Linked DNA regions of Homo sapiens: region 2 is linked to region 1. A link is an interaction called in ENCODE POLR2A ChIA-PET data of the cell type or tissue named here. Cell type or tissue: B cell. All regions are shown on one strand. Each heading gives the region's core, and the rest is flanking DNA. Links, peaks and the distances in the headings are about the cores only. Region 1 overlaps ST6GAL1 (ST6 beta-galactoside alpha-2,6-sialyltransferase 1). Region 2 has its middle 45 kb from the start of RPL39L.

What was found. Peaks named below come from ENCODE experiments on the same cell type or tissue, not always from the same donor. Only the 100,000 strongest peaks of a DNase experiment are listed, where the experiment ranks them.
Region 2: POLR2A ChIA-PET joins it to region 1 with 6 read pairs; 2 of 35 experiments call an interaction of 5 or more read pairs at or near these places.

The regions. Positions count from the first base shown.
Region 1 is chr3:186,949,390-186,960,661 of GRCh38, forward strand. The region is part of intron 1 of ST6GAL1 (ST6 beta-galactoside alpha-2,6-sialyltransferase 1); the gene reads left to right. Among named protein-coding and RNA genes, the nearest start is that of ST6GAL1, 24 kb to the left of the region's middle. RefSeq lists a silencer at 6,652-6,894 and enhancers at 7,391-7,891, 9,685-9,734. In B cell, for the core only: no CTCF peak of the experiment used is centred there; a DNase peak (open chromatin) is centred at 5,142; H3K27ac peaks cover 3,966 bases.
Region 2 is chr3:187,088,851-187,100,122 of GRCh38, forward strand. No RefSeq gene overlaps it. Among named protein-coding and RNA genes, the nearest start is that of RPL39L, 45 kb to the right of the region's middle. In B cell, for the core only: no CTCF peak of the experiment used is centred there; no DNase peak of the experiment used is centred there.

The sequences.
Region 1 (11,272 bases), core at 3,249-8,248:
TGAGCTGGAGGTGGTGGCTGACAGTGTGAGGAATGAATCCCCAGAAGATGATTCCTGCCAGAGGGCTTGTGACGGCTCCTTTTTTGCTTTTCACAATGAACATCTTATTCTGGGCTGCAAATTTGGATGAGGGGAAAAAACTGGCCAGGAGGAGATGAACCAAAGGCGTCTCACAGGGAATCCTTCTGTACTTGAAGAGTCCTGCCCTTGTCTCCCCAGCCAGATCCAGTGACTCACAGTAGGAGGGCTTGGAGGCAACTCACTGCCTTCCCTGTTAACTACCGTTTGCAATGTCACCTTCCTCAGAAAGACCTTATCATTCGGAAAAAAAACCACATGCTTTGTAGCCAGACAGACTTGGGTTTAAATTCCAGATATGCCACTTCTCAGGTGTGCAAGCTTGGCAGCTTGGCCTCTCTGGTCCTCAGTTTCCTGTCTTAGTCTATATTCATCCTTTCTGCCTTGTAGCATTGGTGTGAGTCCTAGAGGTAGTGCCTAACCTAGTTTTGGGCACATGGTTGGAGACCAATAAATCGTGGTTATTTTCAATATCACAGCACATGTGAACGGTTATTCTCAGTTATTGTCCACCTGATGGGCCACTTTGCTAGGGGCTGTGAATAGAAAGAGAAATGAGATACAGCCTCTCCCTGGAGGAGCTCTCCATCTAGGAGGAGAGCCAGGCCTGTGGAAGGGGGCACAAAGGAAAGCAAGTTGCACAAGCTGTGGAGGGAGCTGGAGGCAGGGGCAGAGAAGGCCAGAAAAAGAGATGATATCCTCAAAGGCTTTAAAAGAATGAAGAAGAATCTGCCAGGCAGTTGGGGCGGGGGCAGCATTGGATCCACTCATAAGGGAGGGCAGAGCTAACAGTGGAGGCTCCCTGGACAGGTGAGCCCTCGGGCTTCCCCCTCTCTGCTGGCATTTGATCCTACTCAGTTTGGGTCAGGATAGAGTCTGCAGTCATTTTCCAGCAGGTGGTTTTACATGGGCAGGAATCCAGCCAGGCCTGACTGGGGGAGAGGGTGTTGAGGTGGCACTTGTCATCCCAGTGATCTCTCCATAGGTATCTGGGCTCCAGGCTTAGGGCTAGGAGCAGGAGTGGGCCTCCTCAGAGGGAGTGGGACAGATTACCAGGCAGGAACTGCAAAGGCAGAGCTCACTAAAGTGCAGGCTCCAGGTCATGTGGATGGAGGGGCTTCACAAAATGGTACAAAGCGGTTGTTATCAAATTCAGACAGCAGGTAGGTGGGAGGAGGGGTGACCTGTGACTTCTGTGATTTCTGGGAAGTCCACTGACCCTTTATGCAGTGCTCAGTGTCAAATAAAAAGAACCGGAGAAGACCACCTTGATAGTTAAGGATATACATTTGTGGTTTTAGTTATTCACAAATGACTCTAAAGTTCTGTGATATGATATGATTGGGTGAATCATTTGGATGAGATAAAAACAGGATTTTATTTGCTGCATGCATGTTGTGTGTCACCTAGGTGGTGATAAAAACAAACGTAGAAGCTTTCATTTACTGAACTCTTACCATGTCTGGGCATGCTATATGCTTTACAAGTATCTCATTTAGCCCTGGCTAAATCCAGCTCTTTGAACACCATACCTACTCCACAAATCTGAGTGTGACTGTAGAAAAGCATAGTGTCATCCTGAATGGTCCCACTCTAATTCTTTTTTGTTTATTTTTTTTGAGACAGAGTTTTGTTTTTGTCCCCCAGGCTGCAGTGCTATGGCGTGATCTCGGTTCACTGCGTGCAGCCTCTGCCTCCTGGGTTCAAGCGATTCTCCTGCCTCAGCTTCAGGCACCTGCCAACGTGACCCGCTCATTTTTTGTATTTTTAGTAGAGATAGGGTTTCACCATGTTGGTCAGGCTGGTCTCGAACTCCTGACCTCAGGCAATCCGCCCACATCGGCCTCCCAAAGTGCTGGGATTACAGGCATGAGCCACTGCGCCAGGCCGTAATTCTTGGCCATGACTCTTAAGGGGACATTGGTGTTGTAGGCCATGTCGCTTCATTTTGTTGGTCCATTGGTTCTCAACCCTGGCTGTCATTAGTGTTACTGGTGGGAATTATAACACGTATTGCTGCCTGAATTCCTCTCAAACTAACGAAATCAAAGTCTTTGTGAGGTTGACCTGGGCACCAGTATCTCTTTGTTAACCTGTGCTGTTAATTCCAATGAATGATAGTTGAGAAGCATGACCATTCCTCTGTCATCTAGATGACTGTTTCGCACCTTTTTCTCTCTCTTCAAGTCTCTAACACCTTCCCTATCCATACTCTCAGTTGATACCTTGTTTTAAACTTACCTGAAAAAATAATGGCAGTCGGAGGAAAACTTTCATACCTTTTGTCTTAGTCCATTCAGGCTGTGATAACAAAATACCGTAAACAGGGTGGTTTATAAACAAAAGAAATGTATTGCTCATAGTTCTGGAGGCTGGGAAGTCCAAGTTGAAGGCACCAGCAGATTCGGCGTCTGGTGAGAGCTTGCTTCCTAATTTATGGATGGTGCTTTTTCACCGTGTCCTCATGTGCTAACAGGGCTCACTAGTTCTCCAGAGCCTCTTTTATAAGGGTACTACTGTATGAGTCCATGTTGCCTTGCTATAAAGGAAAACCTGAGACTGAGTAATTTATAAAGAAAAGAGGTTTATTTGGCTCATGATTCTGCAGGCTGTACAGGCATGGCACCCACATCATCTTCTGGTGAGGCTTCAGGAAGCTTTTACTCACGGCAGGAGGTGAAAAGGGAGGGGGTGTGCCAATTTTTATGCTCCTGGAGAGAGTTGTCTGCATTTGCACCCTGCACTCCCTCTTCTCTCATTCTCATTTAAACTCAACATGATCAGTCTTTTGTACCCATCACACCACCAAAACCATACCGGTCAGGCTCACCAGTATCCTCTCTTGCCAAATCCAGTGGTCAGATCTCAGTCCCTATCTTGACTGATCAGCAACTTTTGATACAATTGACCATTCCATCCTCCTTGAAATAGTTTCTTCTCTTGGCTTCTGGAACATCACTGTCTTTGCTTTTCCTCTTCTCTCACTAGGTTCTCCTTCTCAGTTCCTTTTCTTGGCTCATTTTCTTTTCTTTTCTTTTCTTTTTTTATTTTTATTGAGATGGAGTCTCACTCTCTTACCCAGGCTGGAGTGCAGTGGCGCGATCTCAGCTCACTGCAACCTCCGCCTCCCGGGTTCAAGCGCTTCTCTGTTGGCTCATTTTCACTTGGTCACTGTGGAGTGCCTCTGGGAGTGGCCCTTGGACTTGGCCTCTTCTCTGTCTCCTCATGCCCTGGCCATCTCATATCATCAATTTCCTGACAACCCTCAATTTATATTTCCAACCCACACCTTTCCCCTGAGTTCCATGCTCAGATATTCAACCATCTACTTGACAAGTTTCCTTAGACATCTAATATACATCTCAAATATGACAAGCCCAAAATCGAACTGCTGCTTTTCTCCCTAAAAGAGCCATCCTCATTTCAGTGGACAACAATTTCATCTTTCCATCTTTTAGGGCTTAAACTCTGGAGTCATTCTAAATTCTCTTTCTCTCATGCTGCACCCACTCTGTTAGCAAACCATGTCAGCTGTGCTTTCACAATAAATTAAGAAACAACTACTTAATTCATCAAATTCATGTTGGTCCAGGACAGAAGACCTGTTCTTTCTCTTAGAATCGTTTCACAACTGAGCCTCCTGCTTGTAGTCTTGCTCCTGTGGTATGTTCTCAAAACAGTAACCAGAGTGATCATTTTAAAAGCTGTAGTGATGTGTCATTCTTCCGCTCAAAAACCAGGAAAGGCTTCCTCTTTTACTCAGAGCTTAGAAAGGCCTACAGGATTCTGTGTGACCCAGCCTTCAGACCCTGCAGACTTCATCTCCTGCTCTTTTCCACCGCTTCATTCTGCTTCACCTCACTGAGCCTACTCCTCAGATATAAAGCACACTTTGGTCTCAGAGCCTTTCCACTGCTTCCTCCAGGCAGGACACCTTCCTTCATGTATCCTATTGTTTTCGTCTCTTCTTCAGGTTTCTATTTAGATGTCACCTTGTCAAACAGGCCATTTGACAGCCTTATATAAGATTATAATCTCCTGCCTGTCTCCTCCCACCGACTTGGCTCTCTCCCTTTTATCCTTCCTTGTTGCTGTTCAATAGCGTAGGTGGCCATCTGAGTTACTACCCTGTGTCTTTTCTCACTAGGAACTTGCTTCCATGAGGGCAAGGATGTTATCTCTTTTGCTCACAGCTATTTCTTTAGGACCCAGAGCAATGCCTCAGGTATCATAGGCATAATCCACATTTGTTGGCTGAATTTAACAAAATCCTCACAATGACATTTCAAAATTAGTTGGAATAACCCAAAATTTATACATGAAGAAACTGAGACACAGAGAGGTTTTTTTTTTTTTTTTAATTTTATTTTATTTTAAGTTCCAGGATACATGTGTAGGATGTGCAGGTTTGTTACATAGGTAAACATGTGCCATGGTGGTTTGCTGCCCCTATCAACCCATCACCTAGGTATTAAGCCCCACATGCATTAGCTATTTATCCTGATGCTCTCCCTCCCCCAGGCCCCCTGACAGGCCCCAGTGTGTGTTGTTCCCCTCCCTGTGTCCATGTGTTCTTATTGTTTAGCTCCCACTTATAAGTGAGAACATATGGTGTTTGATTTTCTCTTCCTGTGTTAGTTTGCTGAGGATAATGGCTTCCAGCTCCATCCATGTCCCTGCAAAGGACATGATCTCTTTCCTTTTTATGGCTGCATAGTATTCCGTGGTGTATATGTACCACATTTTCTTTATCCAGTGTATCACTGATGGACGTTTGGGTTGATTCCATATCTTTGCTATTGTGAATAGTGCTGCGATGAACATATGCGTGCATGTATCTTTATAATAGAAGGATTTATATTCCTTTGAGTATATACTCAGTAATGGGATTGCTGGGTTACATGGTATTTCTGGTTCTAGATCTTTGAGGACTCACCACACTGTCTTCCACAATGGTTGAACTAATTTACATTCCCACCAACAGTGTAAAAGCGATCTTATTTCTTCATAGCCTCACCAACATCTGTTGTTTCACGGCTTTACTAATTGCCATTCTGACTGGCATGAGATAGTATCTTTTTGTGGTTTTGATTTGCATTTTTCTAATGATGCATGGTGTTGAGCATTTTTTCATATGTTTGTTGGCCACATAAATGTCTTATTTTGAGAAATGTCTGTTTATGTCCTTTGCCCACTTTTTAATGGGTTTTTTTTTTCTTGCAAATTTGTTTAAATTCCTTGTAGATTCTGGATATTAGAGCTTTGTCAAATGGATAGATTAGATTGCAAAAATTTTCTCCCGTTCTGTAGGCTGTCTGTTCACTCTAATGATAGTTTCTTTTGTTGTGCAGAAGCTCTTTAGTTTAATCAGATCCCATTTGTCAATTTCTGCTTTTGTTGTAATTGCTTTTGATGATTTTGTCCTGAAATCTTTGCCTGTGCTGATGTCCTGAATGGTATTGCCTACATTTTCTTCTAGGGTTTTTATAGTTTTGGGTTTTACATTTAAGTCTTTAATCCATCTTGAGTTAATTTTTGGGTAAGGTATAAGGAATGGGTCCAGTTTCAATTTGCTGTGTATGGATAGCCAATTTTCCCAGCACCATTTATTAAATAGGGAATCCTTTTCCCATTGCTAGTTTTTGTCAGGTGTGGCAAAGATCAGATGGTTATAGATGTGTGGTCTTATTTCTGAGATCTCTGTGCTGTCCCATTGGTCTGTGTGTCTGTTTCTGTACTAGTACCATGCTGTTTTGGTTACTGTAGCGTTGTAGTATAGTTTGAACTCAGGTGGCTGGATGCCTCCAGCTTTGTTCTTTTTGCTTAGGATTGTCTTGGCTATATGGACTCTTTTTTGGTTCCATGTGAATTTTAAAGTAGTTTTTTTTCTAATTCTGTGAAGAATGTCAATGGTAGTTTAATGGGAATAGCATTTAATCTATTAATTATTTTGGGTGGTATGGCCATTTTCATGATATTGATTCTTCCTATCCACAAGCACGGAATGTTTTTCCATTTGTTTGTGTCTTCTCTTTTTTTTTTCTTTTCTTTTGAGATGGAGTGTCACTCTTGTCACCCAGGCTGGAGTGCAGTGGTGTGATCTTGGCTTATTGCAACCTCCACCTCCCGGGTTCAAGCGATTCTCTTGCCTCAGCCTCCTGAGTAGTTGGGACTACAGGTGCGTGCCACCATGCCCAGCTAATTTTTGTATTTTTAGTAGAGATGGGATTTCACCAGGTTGGCCAGGATGGTCTTGATCTCTTGACCTTGTGATCCACCCACCTCAGCCTCCCAAAGTGCTGGGATTACAGGCGTGAGCCACCATGCCCGGCCTGTGTCCTCTCTTATTTCCTTGAGCAGTGGTTTGTAGTTCTCCTTGAAGAGGTCCTTCACTTCCCTTGTTAGGGGTATTCCAAGGTATTTTATTCTCTTTGTAGCAATTGTGGATGGGAGTTCATTCATGATTTCGCTCTCTGCTTGTGTTTTGCTGGTGTATAGGAATGCTTGTGATTTTTGAGGCGCAGAGAGGTTAAACAACTTTTTCAGAGTAACACAGCTTGCTAGTGTAGAACTAGGACTCAAACCTGCCAAGTGACTGTGTCGTTAGATCGTCTCTCTGTGGAGCCTGGCCTTCCCCCTGCACCCACATCTCAACTGCCTCATTTTTTTCATGTCTTGTTGCAAGCAGCCGGTCCCACAGAGTGAGAAAAATCCCTGTGAAAAATGTCGCAAGTGTGACTGGAGGTGTGGGAAATGCATACACAAACAAGCCCTTATCTGCAACTTTCAAGTCCAAAAATTTGTGAAAGTCAAGCTTTATTCTTAACCCATTTGGTGGCAAAACCTGATTTGGACTGATGTGAGGCTATTTATAAATCTATGCCTGTAAAATGTTTGTGTTTGTTTTTTTTTCTTCCTGGTAAATTAGTATTTCCTTTAAGGCTCTTTCCAGGAACATGCTCAGTTTTAAGACCCGATTAAGATCAGGCACAGCAGGCCAGGCTAAGAGGGGCATGTGTGAAATGCAGTTCTATACCAGAGGGAATGAGGGAAAGTCCACATGCTCACCAGCGAGGCCTCTCGCTGCTCCCAGCACTTTTTCTGCTTCTGTCACACAGTGCTGGATACTAGAGTCAAATTCTGCTTTCCCTAGTCATGAGGCTAGAGGAGTCTTTCTGCATAAACTTAAGAGCCCAAGAGAAAAAGCCTATAGATATTGATATTTAGGGTGTTCCAAACAAAATTTACAGCTGACTCACAATCACCCTCCCGTAAGATCCACCAGTTCAGAAGCACTGATCATGCACACAGAACATCCGGTCAGTTTTTAGTGTCTCACTTTTCAATTTAAAAAGACAGCTAACGATCACCAGATATTTGAGAAAAGTTTGAAACATGAAAGGCAGAAATTAAAAGAGACAACAACAGCACTAGAAACTCACAAGAAATAGAGAAAATATAGGGAGCAGAAGAAAACTTCACAAAACCTGTAATTACTAGTCTAAGAGAGATAAGAGAATATGTTGCATTAATAAAATAAAAGCAATGTGCAACAAAGAGGAGTTTCAGAGACTAAGAAAGAACTTTTGGAAATTAAAAGTGTGATAGAAGAATAAATCAGTAGAGGGTTTGGAATATAGAATTGAAGAAAACTTACAGAACCTTGCAGAAAGTCAAAGAAAGAAAGAAAATGTGCTGGGCGCGGTGGCTCATGCCTGTATTCCCAGAACTTTGGGAGGCCAAGGTGAGTGGATCATTTGAACCCAAGAGTTTGAGACCAGCCTGGCCACATGGCAAAACCCCACCTCTACTCAAAAATACAAAAATTAGCCAGACATGGTGGTGCACGCCTATAGTTCCAGCAACTTGGGAGGCTGAGATGGGAGGATCACTTGAGCCAAGGAGGTTGAGGTTGCAGTGAGCTGAGGTTGTACCACTGCACTCCAGCCTGGGCAACAGAGTGGGACCCTGTCCCTCCCGCCTAAAAGAAAAGAAAAGAAAAATAAGAAGGATTATTCTAAGAAGCCCAACATCAGAATAGTAAGACTCGCAGAAAAAGAGAATAGAGACAATGAAAGGGAAAATTTATTAAAGAAATAATACAAGAAAAACTTTGAGAACATTGAAAGGACATTGAAAGGCCCACTTGAGTACCTGGGGCTGTGACTTGAAAAAAAGACATACACCAGAAGAAAAGCTTCTTGACAGGAGAAAATCCTCCCCCCAACCAAATGGATTATATATAACAATAGAAATATGATTGACATCATCTATCTCTACAGAAGCTAGGAGACAATGAAGCCATTCCTTAAATTCTGAGAGGCTAGTATTTCCAACTGAGAAATTATATCCTGACAAATTATTAATCAAATATGAGGGTGGAATAATGGCATTTTCAGGTATGAGAAGTCTCAATGATTTTATCTCCCACACAGCCTTTTTTGAGGAATCTATGATGCATTTGTTTCTCCAAAACTAGACAGTAAACTAAGAATAAATGGGATCTTCCTTTAAGCACAGAAAGCAACCACTTCAGGTTGAAGGAGGAGAATGGAAGGTTCCAGAAGGGAGATTTTTAAGAATTAAAAAAAAAAAAAAGATTAGTACATAATGGTATATTTAGTGTACTGTGATGAGTTTTATAGTTTTGTTGGAATGTTGAGGGCTGAATTCGTGACAAGTACATAGAAAGTTAAGCAGACAAACAAATGAGGTAATAATGGACTCTACAAATGGCAACTAAGAAATATACATGAAAGGAATTAATTGTAACACCACACATGGCTCAGCTATGAATAATAATTTATCTGGTTATAATAATGTAACTTAATAATTACTTGACAAAATAATGTAACTTAATAATATAGCTATTAGTGTTGACTTAATAAAAAATGGTATAACTATTGGGAGAATGTGGGACAGGAGAGGTGGTATATAGAATGGTGGTAAGGAGCTAAATCCTTATTTTCTATAATAGGAAGTTAGTGAATAATATCTAATATTGAAAAAAATCCAGAGCCATATAAGCGTGCTATTTAGATACACTGAGATGACTCTGGAAATAGATACAGGAGTTGAAAGACAGAATTAGGGATATGGAGGGGTGGGGCAGGGCCTGCTGTTTCTCCTTACAGCCTTGCAGTACCACTGGACCTTAAAAATCATTGGTGTGTGTTGCTTTGATTTAAAAAAGGGCTCAATGTGCCGGGTGCTGTGGCTCATGCCTGTAATCCCACTAATTTGGGAGGCCAAGGCTGGTGGATCACTTGAGGTCAGGAGTTCGAGACCAGCCTGGCCAACATGGTGAAACCCTGTCTCTACCAAAAATATCAAAAATTAGCCAGGTGTGGTGGCATGCACCTGTAATCCCAGCTACTCGGGAGGCTGAGGCAGGAGAATCGCTTGAACGTGGGAGGCGGAGGTTGCGGTGAGCAGAGATTGTGCCACTGCACTCCAGTCAGGGTGACAGAGCGAGACTCCATCTCAAAAAAAAAAAAAAATTAAATAAATAAATAAATAAATAAATAAAATAAAATAAGTTAAAAAGGGCTCAGTGTCTCCCCCTGTATCCAGATTGGCACCTAAAATAGGCACCCAATCAAAGCTGAATGATTGTTTGCTGTAGAGAACATATTAACAACACAATCAAATAAATGTGCAGAGGTACCCTCCTTTGGAAATTTTGCATATGGCAATGGCAGAAGAGCTTCCCTTTTCTGGTTCTCTAAATGCAGACACCTTTTCTCTTTTTGTCAGAGCTCACCCATGTACTCAGTGTGCAACTCATACTTAGTTTCAGCTCTTTGCTGGAATCTCTTGGCCTAGCACTAAAGGGAAGATAAAGAAAAGCCCCTGGGAGGCAGCTCTGGGAGGCAGCTTTGTGTGTGGAACTCTGGCTTAGTCACTTACCTGCTTTGTGCCCGTGCTGTCACCAAAGCTCTTGTCACCTCATCTGAAAATGGAGAAGACACTCCTCGCTTCATAGGCTTGTGTGAAGAATAAATGAATAACTTAGTACATAAAGCACCTGGCACACAGTAGTTGCTAACAAAAAAAAATTGAAATTAAAAATAAAGGAACATTTATGGTGAATATTATTAGGTCTAGGACAGGAGCCCCGTAATGTTGGATCTGGGCTCCCCATATGAACCATCAAGAAGGGATGTGAGCCCTGGGAGAGGAAGAGGGGGACAGAAATAATCCGGAAAGTCTCCTTATCTTAGCAGACGTTCTTACTGTGTTTTGGGTGCAGTGTCTTCTGATTTGACTGCTGTGTTCAGCAGATTTGTGGAGACCCAGATCCTGGAATGTTTTATGCACAAGGATCAATAAAAGCTCTTAGCTTATTTCACTTCCATATTCAAACATAATCAAAACCATTGCTCACATCTCAGACAATGTGGAAGAATGGCTCCAGGGTTAAAAGGGTTATCTCACGCTGAGGCTCCTGGGTGCTGAGTGGGGATGGCTCCTTGAAGCCAGGGGCTTGGGGCCACAGCCTTACTGCTGTGACAGGTGAACCCCTCCTCTGAGTCAACACAGAGCACTCGAGCAATGGTTCTGCTTTGAGGGGCTGGGCCATGAAATTCTTGGCTCAATTTATGAACTTCTTTGGGTTCCTTGGTTCCTGGTGAGCTCTCCAAATCCTGGTTCTGGGTCTGTGGTTGGTGCCTCACACATGGTACACTTACTTGAAGGAAACACTTGCTGGAGGCAAGAAGGAGTCACTGCGCCCAAGGCAGCCTCTCATTTAGCCACCCTCTTCCTTAGAATCATCTTCTGTGTCATCTAGATGCTTCTGGGTCTAAGGGCAGAGGAGAAAGGGGATTGGCTGAGCTGCTGCCAGGGGCTCTAGAGTTGGGGGACAGTGCAGTAAGGGCTGCCCCAAGAGATAAAACAGAGAACAGGCCCTGAGGAGAAGGAAGGAGTTGAGCACAATCTTGGCTGGCTGGGCCTCGAGAGGAAAGTAGAGAGACCAAATCTGGGTGTTAGGCCCAGTGACCCTTGTGGGATAGGAGGGAGGTCAGAGAGCAGAACTTGTGGTGACAGATTACAGAGCGTTATGAATTAAGTGGAAACTATATTAAAATGGCCAGGAAGCACGTGAGTAGATAGGAGGCTTGGGGACCCTATGATCAGCTGAATCTGCAGTGCTGAGTATGGTGATAGGAGGAAGTTATATAATCTACTTAAT
Region 2 (11,272 bases), core at 3,715-8,714, 140 kb after region 1:
AGCCATTCTAACAGGTGTGTGGTGATATCTCCTTGTGGTTTTAATTTGCATTTTCCTGATGAGTGGTAATGCTGAGTATTTTCTTGTAAACCTGCTGGCCATCTGTATGCCTTTTTTTGAGAAGTATCTGCTGAAGTCTTTTGCCCATGGATTATTTGTTTTCCTGCTATTGAGTTGTTTGAGTTCATTATATATTTTGAGTATTAACCCCTTATCAAATGTACGGTTTCCAAATACTTTTTCTCATTCTGTGTGGGCTGTCTCTTCTAAACTTGGCAGATTGTTTCTTTGGCTGTGCAGAAGCTTTTAAGTTTGATGCAATCTCATTTGTCTATTTTTGGTTTTGTTGCCTGAGCTTTCAGGGTCATATAAAAAAAAATCTTTGCCCAGACCAATGTTAAGGAGTTTTTCCCTGTGTTTTGTTCTAGTAGTTTTATAGTTTCAGATCTTACATTTGAGCCTTCAGTGCATTTTGAGTTGATTTTTGTGCTTGGTGTAAGGTAAAGGTCTAATTTCATTCTTCTGCATGTGGATAACCAGATTTCCCAATGCCATTTATTGAATAGACTTTCCTTTCCTCATTGTGTGCCTGGCACCTTTTCCAAAAATCAATTGACCATAAATAGGTGGGTTTATTTCTGGGCTTTCTACCTGTTCCATTGGTTGATGAGTCTGTTTTCATGCCAGAACCATGCTGTTTTGACCACAATTGCCTTATAGTATATTTTGAAGTGTGGTACTATGATGCCTCCAGCTTCATTCTTTTTACTCAGGATTGTTTCAGCTTCTCATGGTCTTTTGTAGTTCCATACACATTTAAGAATTATCTTTTCTATTTTTGTGACAAATGGCATTAGAATTTTAATAGGGATTTTATTGAAGATATAGATTTCTTTGAGTGGTGTGGACATTTTAACAATATTAATTCTTCTAATCTATGAACATGAGATATCTTTCCACTTATTGGTGTTTTCCTCAATTTCTTTCATCAGTGTTTTATAGTTTTTAGTATACAAGTCTTTTACCTCCTTAGTTAAATTTATACCCGGGTATTGCTGTGGCTCCTCTCGTTAATTCTTTCCAGGTAATGCATTATTGGTGTATAAAAAATTACTGATGTTTGTATGTTGGATTTGTATACCGCAACTTTGCTGAATTTGTTGATCAGTTCTAACAGTTTTTTTGTGAATTTTTTTGGGTGGATTTTCTATGTATAAGATTATGTCATCAATGAGGAGAGACAGTTTCACTTCTTCCTTTCCTATTAGGATGCCTTTTATTTTATTTTATTTTATTTTATTTTTTTTTGAGACGGAGTCTTGCTGTGTTGCCCAGACTGGAGTGCAGTGGTGCAATCTCGGCTCACTGCAACCTCCGCCTCCCGGGTTCACACCATTCTCCTGCCTCAGCCTCCCGAGTAGCTGGGACTACAGGCGCCCGCCACCATGCCCGGCTAATTTTTTGTACTTTTAGTAGAGATGGGGTTTCACCGTGTTAACCAGGATGGTCTTGATCTCCTGACCTCGTGATCTGCCCACCTCAGCCTCCCAAAGTGCTGGGATTACAGGGGGGAGTCACCGCACCCGACCTTGTTTCTTTCTCTTGCCTAATTGCTCTAGCTAGGACTTCCAATACTATGTTGAATAGAAGTCGTGAGAATGAGAATACTTGTTTTCCAGTTCTTGGAGGAAACGCTCTCAGCTTTTTACTGCTGAGTATGTTAGCTATGTGTCTGTCATACATTGCTTTTATTATGTTGAGGTACATTCTCTTTATAACTATTCTGTTGAGAGTTTTTATTACAAAAGGGTGTTGAATTTTGTGAAATTCTTTTTCTGCCTCTGTTGAGATGACCATATGGTTTTTATTCTTTATTTTGTTAGTGTAATGAGTCACATTGATTGATTTTCATATTTTAACCACCTTGCATCTCAGGGATAAATCCCATTTAATCATGGCAAATGATTCCTTCAATGCATTGTTGAATTTGTTTTGCTAATATTTTGCTAAAGATTCTTGTATATATGTTCATCAGGAATATTGGCCTGTAAATTTTTCTTTTGTAGTGTTCTTGTCTGATTTGGGTATCAAGGAAATGCTTGTCTCATAAAATCAGTTTGGAAGTATTCCCTCTTCCTTGATTTTGTGGAATAGTTTGAGAAAATTTGGTATTAGTTATTCTTCAGTTATTGGTAGGATTCAGCTGTGAAGCTATTAGGTTCTGAGCCTTTCTTTGATTTCTTGCTTATTTTATCTCCTTATTTTTTACTGGTCTCTTCAGATTTTCTATTTCTTCATGATTCAGTTTTAGTAGGTAGAATGTGTCTAGGAACTTATCTGTTTATCTAGATTGTCCAATTTTTTTGGCATATAATTATTCCAAGTAATTTGTCGCGATCTTTTGTATTTCTGTGTTATCAATTGCCTCCACTTTCATTTCTAATTTTATTTGAGTCACTCTATTTTTTCACTTAATCTAAGTAAGGGTTTATCATTTTTATCTATCTTTTCAAAAAACAAATACTTAGTTTTATCTATTTTTTCTATTACTTTGCTAGTCTCTATTTCATTTATTTTTTTCTCTTTCTGCTCTTGTTATTTCTCTCTTTCTGCTAACGTTGTTCTTTTTCTAGTTCCTTGAGGTGTAATATTAGGTTGTTTATTTGAGATCTTTCTTTTTCTGATATAAGTATTTATTGCTATAAAATTTCATCTTAGGACTGCTTCTGCTGCATGCTGTAAGTTTTGATATGATATATTTTCATTTTTGTCTCAAGGTACATTTTTCGTTCCTTTTTTATTTCTTTTGTGACTCTGGTCTTGTAATCAGGCAAGGGAGAGAAATAAAAGGCATCGAATAGGTAAGGAAGAAGTGAAATTTTCTCTCTTCACTGATGACATAATCTTATAAACACATAAAAATCATAAAAATTCCACAAAATTTCCACATACTAATTTCCACATTTGTGAATTTTCCAATATTTCCCGAGATTTCTCTTGTTATTGATTTCCAGTTTCATGGCATTGTGATTGGAAAAGATACTTGCTATGATTTGAATCGCCTTAAATTTGATAAGATTTGTTTTGTGGCCTAACGTGGTCCTGGAGAATGTTCCATTGAGAAGAAAGTGTATTCTGTTTCTGTTGGATGCAATGTTCTGCATATGTCTGTTAGGTACATTTGTTCTAAAGTGTAATTCAAGTCCAGTGTTTCCTCGTTGATTTTCTAACTAGATGGTCTGTTATAAAAAATGAATACCCGTACTATTATTGCATTGCAGTCTACCTCCTCTTTGAAATCACTTAATAATTGCTTTATGTATTTAGGTGCTTTGATGTTGGATGAATATATTTACAATTGTTATGTCCTCTTGATGAATTGACTCCTTTATCATTATATAATGGCCTTTTTGATCTCTTTTGATAGGTTTTGAATTACAGTCTATTTTTCCTTATATAAGTATAGCTAACCCTGCTCTCTTTTGGTTTCCATATGCATGGAATATCTTTTTCAGTCCCTTCATGTACAGTCTATGTGTGTCCTAGTGAGGTGAGTCTCCTGTAGACAGCATATGATTGAATATTGGTATTTTGTTTGTTTGTTTGATTTGAGACAGAGTTTTGCTCTGTTGCCCAGGCTGGAGTAAAGTAGTGCAATCTCAGCTCACTGCAGCCTTGACCTCCTGGGCTCAAGCAATCCTCCCACCTCAGCCTTCCAAGTAGCTGGGACTACAGGCATTCACCACCATGTCTAGCTAATTTTGTTTATTTTTTGTAGAAATGAGATCTCACCATGTTGCCCAGGCTGGTCTTGAACCCTTGGGCTCAAGTGATCCTCCTGCCTTGGCCTCCCAAAGTGTTGAGATTATAGACATGAGCCACCATGCCTGGCCTGAATATTGTTTTTATGCATTCAGCCACTCAATGTCTTTTGATTGGAAAATTAAATTTATTTACATTCAAAGTAATTAGTGACAGGTAAAGGACTTGCTACTGCCATTTTGTAATTTGTTTTCTGGTTGTTTTATAGATTCTCTGTTTCTTTCTTCCTCTCTTGCTGTCTCCTTTTGTGGTTTAAAGGTTTTCAGTGGTGGTCTGTTTTTAATTCTTTATTTTTATATTTTATGCATCTATTATAGTTTTTTGCTTTATGGTTACCATAAAACTTATATAAAACATCTTAAACTTAAAACAGGCTATTTTAAACTGATAACAATTATAATTGCAAGCAAAAGCTCTACACTTTACTCCTTCTCCCTACCTTTTGTGCTTTTGATGTCAAAATTTTCCTTTTCTTATAATTTGTATCCCTTAACAATCTATTGTAGCTACAATTTTTAGTAGTTTTATTTTAGCCCTCATAGTAGAGATAAAATTGCTTTACACATAACCTTTATTTACATTTTTGGTGTATTCTGAATATGACTACGTATTTCTTCTACCATTAAGTTTTTTATTTTATATGTTGTGTATTATTAGTTAGTAGTCTTTTGTTTCCACTTAAAGAACTCCCTTTAGAGGCAGAGGTTGCAGTCAGCTGAGATTGTGCCACTGCACTCCAGCCCGGGTGATGGAGCAAGACTCTGTCTCAGAAAAAAAAAAAAAAAAAAAAAAAAAAAGAACTCCCTTTAGCAATCCCTGTAGAGTGGGCCTAGTGGTGATGGTAAACTCCCTTAGCTTTCATTTGGAAAATTTTATTTCTCCCTTATTCTGAAGGACAGCTTTGCTGGGTAAAGTATTCTTGATTGGCAGTTGTCTATTATCCTTCAGCACTTTGAATGTATCATCCCACTGTCTCCTAGACTACAAGGTTTCTACTTAGAAATTCACTGATAGCTATATTGAGACTCTGTTCAGTATGATATGCCTCTTATTTCTTGCTGCTTTCAGTATTCTTTCTTTGTCTTTAATTTTTGATAATTTGAATGTGATGTGTCTTGGTGAACTTGTCTTTGAGTTAAATTTGAAAAGTGATCTCTAAGCTTCCTGTACCTGGATATTGTCATCTTTTCCTAGATTTGGGAAATTTTCAGCCATTATTATCTTAAATAAATTTTCTGGTTCTTTTTCTTTTTCTTTTCCCTAGGGAACTCCTATTATGCGTAGATCTGTTTTCTTGATAATGTCCCATAATTACCATAGGCCTTTTCCATTGTTTTTCTTTCTTTTTTTTCTTTTCATTCCTCTGACTAATTTAAATGTCCTGTATTCAGGTTCACTGATTCTTCTTCTGCTGGTCAAGACCTGCTATTGACACTTTCTATTAATTTCAGAAATTTAGTTATTGTATTCTTTAGCTTTATAATTTCTATTTGGGTTTTTTATTGTTTATATTTTTGTCAAACTTCACATTTAGTACATGAATTGTTTCCCAGAATTTCATTCAATTTTTCATCTGTATTTTCTTGTGGTTCTCTGAACTTCTGAATTCTTTATCAGTCATGTCATAAATCTCCACTTCTTCAGAGTCCACTATTAGAACTTTATTAGTTGCATTTCCCTCATTTTTTTTTTTTTTTTTTTTTTTTTAGATGGAGTCTCACTCTGTCGCCCAGGCTGGAGTGCGGTGGCATGATCTCAGCTCACTGCTACCTCTGCCTCCCAGGTTCAAGCAATTCTCCTGCCTCAGCCTCCCAAGTAGCTGGGATTACAGGCACGCACCACCATGCCCGGCTAATTTTTGTATTTTTAGTAGAGATGGAGTTTCACCATGTTGGCCAGGCTGGTCTTGAACTCCTGACCTCAGGTAATCCACCTGCCTTGGCCTCCCAAAGTGCTGGGATTACAGGCATGAGCCACTGCGCCCAGACTTCCCTCATTTTTGTAATCCTTGTGTCTTTGCATTGGTACCTACACATTTGAAGAAACACTTTCCAGTCTTTGCTGGTATTCTTTGGCTGTGCAGATCTTCACTATTTAGTATAGCCTAGGATTCTAGTTGGGCCAGTAGGTGGTGACAGGTAGACCTTGCATGTTCTCTAGTTGGGCTGGGCTGTTAACTGTGTTCTGGCGTCAAGCAAAACTTCTGGCTGTAATAGCAATCACTATAGTCTGACTCTCAGGAGGTCTTCCTCTTAGGAAAAGGGGGAGAGTACCACATCACGGGAACACCGTGTGGGACAAAATAATCTGGGTGACAGGCCTTGAGTCCCAGATCATTCCTGTGGGAAAGTTTCTTTCAGCAGAGACACAATTGCAGTACTGGACTCAGCAGGGGACATCTGTGTCTCTATCCAACAGTCAGACAGGCTTGGTGCTCATGAAAGGTCTTAGAGAAAGGGTCCTCTTTCCCCACTTGTCCACCACTGCAGACACAGCTGGGGCTTCTCTCACGGGAACTCTGTGTGGATTCACCTACAGACAGCCTTCCTGGAACACTTCAGGGCAACTGCATCCCCACAGAAGGAGCATTCCCCAGGTTTGGGCTTGCACAAGAAGCAGACTCACAATTTCTCTCTACTTGAAACACCAATATTCCTACAGACAAAAAGAAGTGCCTGTATAATCTGAATAGCTGGAACACTGGGACAGGTGTGAGGCTGGGAGGTGGATAGCTTTTCTGCTGGCCTGGCAGGGGAGCTGAGATAGCTCCCAACCTTCACTCTGATAAGACCTCAGTGCATCTATTTGGGAGCTCCCCAAGCAACCTTAATCAAGGCTGGGATCTCTGCCCACCATTGGGTATTGCATTTACCCACTTGCTTTAGCTACAACCGGTTCCTACCCAGGGATACAATTCCACCCCTACTGTCCTGAAGCTTGAGCCATTAACTCAGTAAATAAAATAATGGAGAAAAAATAAATAAATATGAGTGCACAACACAGGGAAATGAGATAAGCTTCAAAAGACCCCTACCATTCCAATCCCACAGGAGACAATGAACTTGCCTATACCAAGTACATACATACTACAAGTAGCATCTGAGACAGCCATCACACAAAGACTCTCTATAAGCAAGGAATTCTTACAGAATCTTCACTCATAAAAGCACCAAGAACCAAATTCAGCTGTAATAAACTATAAATATTGAAGTCACATCCTTAAGAGAAAAAAAAAGAAATTAAAAAAAATGAAACCAAAAATAAATTCAAGAACAATTACAAGAAATAGTCTACCCAAATGAGAAGGAACCAGAAAAGAGATTCTGGTAATATGACAAAATGGGGTTCTATAATGCCCTGAAAAGATCATACTAGCTCCCCATCTCTGGATCCAAAGCAAGATGAAATCTTTGAAATACCAGATAAGGAATTCAGAAGGTTTATTATTAAGCTGCTCAAGGAGATACTGGAGAAAGGTGAAAACCAACATAAAGAAATTTAAAAATCAATACAGGATGTGGATGAGAAATTTTCCAGAGAGATAGATATAAGGAAAAACTAATCAGAATATCTGGAAATGAAAGACACACTTAGGGAAATAAAAATACAGTGGAAAGTTTCAACAATGAACTAGAACAATAGAAGAAAGAATTTCAGAGCTTGAAGACAAGGCTTTTGAATTAGCCCAATCAGATAAAGATAAAGAATCAAAAGAACAAAGTCTCCAAGAAATATGGGACTACGTAAAATGGCCAAACCTAAGAAGAGTTGTTGTTCCTGAGGGAACAGAGAAGGATAAAAGTTTGGAAAACGTATTTGAAGTAATAATTGAGAAAAAGTTTCCTGGCCTCGCTAGAGATTTAGATATCCAAGTACAGGAAGCTCCTAGAACATCTGAGAAATTAATTGCAAAAAGATCATCACCAAGGCAAAAAGTGATCAGGCTATCTAAAGTTAATATGAAGGAAAGAATTCTAAGAGCTGTGAGACAAAAGCATCAGGTAACCTATAAAGGAAAACATATCAGGCTAATAACAGACTTCTCAGCAGAAACCTTACAAGCTAGAAGAGATTGGGTGTCCTATCTTTAGACCCCTTAAACACAATAATTGTCAGTCAAGAGTTTCGTATCCAGCAAAACTAAGCTTCATAAATTAGAGCAAAATAAAGTCTTTTTCAGACAAACAAATGCTGGGGTTATTTGCCACTACCAAACCAGCACTACAAGAAATGCTAAAAGGTGTTTTAAATTGTGAAAGAAAAGCTTGATATGCACCAAAATAGAACTTCCTGAAAGCATAAAACTATAAGGCCTATAAAATGTAATGAATGTATGAATGTAAATGGCCTAAATGCTCCACTTAAAAGGTACAGAATGGCAGAATGGATTAAAAAAAAACATAAACTAGATATCTTCTGTCTTCAAGAGACTCACCTAACACATAAAAATTCATGTAAACTCAGGGTAAAGGAGTGGAAAAAGATATTCCACACAAATGGAAACCAAAAGTAAGCCAGAGTAGCTATTGTTATATCAGACAAAACAGATTTTAAAGCAACAACAGCCAAACACAAGCAAACAAAATACAAAGAATAACATTATATAATGATAAAAGGATCAGTCCAACAAGAAGATATTACAACCATAAATTTATATGCACCTAACACCAGAGTTCCAAGATTTATGAAACAATCACTACTAAATCAAAGAAATGAGATAGACAGCAACACAGTAATAGTGGGAAATTTCCATACTCCACTGACAGCACTAGAAAGATCACTGAGACAGAAAGTTAACAAAGAAGCAGTGGACTTCAACTATATGCTAGAACAAATGGACTTAACAGATATTTACAGAACATTCTACTCAACTACTGGAGAATATACATTCTTCTTATCAGAACATGGAACATTCTCCAAGATAGACTGTATCATAAGCCACAAAACAAGTCTCAATAAATATAAGAAAATCGAAATCATGTCAAGTATCTTCTCAGACCACAGTAGAATAAAACTGGAAATCAACTCCAAAAGGAACCTTCAAAACTATAAAATACATGGAAATTAAATCATCTGCTCTTGAATGATTTTGGTGTTAATAATGAAATCAAGATGAAAATTTAAAAATTATTTGAAATGAATGATAATAACCGACACAAGTTATCAAAACCTCTGGGATACAGCAAAAGCAGTGCTAAGAGGAAAGTTCATAGCATTAAACGCCTACATCAAAAAGTCTGAAAGAACACAAATTGACAACCAAATTTTACACCTCAGGGAACAAGAGAAACAGGATCAAACTAAACCCAAAGCCAGGAGAAGAAAAGAAATAAAGATCAAAGTGGAACTAAACAAAATTGAAACAACAACAACAACAATAAAAAATACAAAAGACAAATCAAACAAAAAGCTGGTTCTTTGAAAAGATAAACAAAGTTGGTAGACTGTTAGTGTGATTAACCAATAAAAGAAGAGAGAAGATCCAAGTAAGCTCAAATAGAAATGAAACTGGAGACATTACACAGAATACCACAGAAATACAAAAGATCATTCAAGACAACTATGAACAGCTTTATGTGCACAAACTAGAAAATCTAGAGGAAATGGATAAATTCCTGGAAACATATAACCTTCCTAGATTAAATCAGGAGGAAATAGAAATCCTGAACAGACCAATAACAAGCAGTGGACTGAATCCGTAATAAAAAAAATTGCTGACACAAAAAAGGTCCAGGACCACAGAGTTTCACAGCTGAATTCTACCAGACATTCAAAGAATTGGTACCAATCCTACTGAAACTATTCCAAAAGATAGGGAAAGAGGGAATCCTCCCCAAATCATTCTATCAAGCCAGTATCGCCCTAATACCCAGACTAGAAAAGGACATAATAAAGAAAACTACAGACAAATATCCCTGATGAACAAAGATGCACAAATCCTCAACAAAATACTAGCCAACTGAATCCAACAGCACATCAGACAGATAGTATATCACGATCAAGTGAGTTTCATCCCAAGGATGCAGGGATGGTTTAACATACACAAATCAATAAATGTGATAAATCACATAAACAGAATTAAAAGCAAATGCTATATGATCATCTCAATAGATGCAGAAAAAGCATTTGATAAAATCCAGCATCATTTTATGATAAAAACCCTCTACACACTAGGCATAGAAGAGACTTACCTCAAAATAATAAAAACCGTCTATGACAAAGCCACAGCCAACATCATACTGAATGGGAGAAAGTTGAAAGCATTCCCCCTGAGTACTGGAGCAAGACAGGGATGCCCACTTTAACCACTTCTGTTCAACATAGTACTGGAAGTCCTAGCCAGAGCAATCAGGCAAGAGAAAGAAATAAAGTCATCCAATTTGGAAAAGAGGAAGTTAAACTATCACTGTTTGCTGATGATATGATGGTATACATACAAAACCCTAATGACTCATCCAAAAGCCTCCTAGATCTGATCAACAAATGCAGTAAAGCCTCAGGTTACAAAATCATTGTACACAAATCAGTACCACTGCTATACACCAACAACGACCAAACTGAGAATCAAATCAAGAACTCAATCCCTTTTACAAAGCTGCAAAAAAAAAGTAAAATACCTAGAAATATAGTTAACCAAGGAGGTGAAAGATCTCTACAAGGAAAACTACAAAACCCTGCTGAAAGAAATCACAGATGGCACGAACAAATGAGAACATGCCTCAAGTTTATGGATGGAAAGAATTAATAATGTGAAAATGACCACACTGCCCAAAGCAAACTACAGATTCAATGGAATTCCCATCAAAATGCCATAATCACTTTTCACAGAACTAGAAAAAAGCAATACTAAAATTCACATGGAACCAAAAAAGAGCCCACATAGCCAAAGCAATACTAAGAAAAAAAAAATCTGGAGGCATCATATTCCAACTTGAAATTATACTACAAGGCTATACTTACCAAAACAGCATGGTACTAGTATAAAAATAGGCAGGTAGACCAATAGAACAGGACAGATAACCCAGAAATAAACCACATATTTATAGCCAGCTGATCTTAAACAAAGCATACAAAAACACAAATTTGGGAAAGGAAATCCTATTCAATAAATGGTGCTAGGAAAACTGGCAAGCCACCTGTGGAAGAATGAAACCATCTGCATCTCTCACCTTATACAAAAACCAACTCAAGATGGATCAAAGGCCTAAATCTAAGACCTGAAACCATAACAATTCTAGAAAATAACATTAGACAAACTCTTCTGGACATTGGCATACACAAAGGATTCATGACTCAGACCCCAAAAGCAAATGCAACAAAAACAAAAATAAATAAATGGGAACTGATTAAACTAAAAAGCTTTTGCACAGCAAAATAAATAATCAGCAAACAGACAACCCACAGAGTGGGAGAAAATATTTCAAACTACACATTCAATGAAGAACTAGTA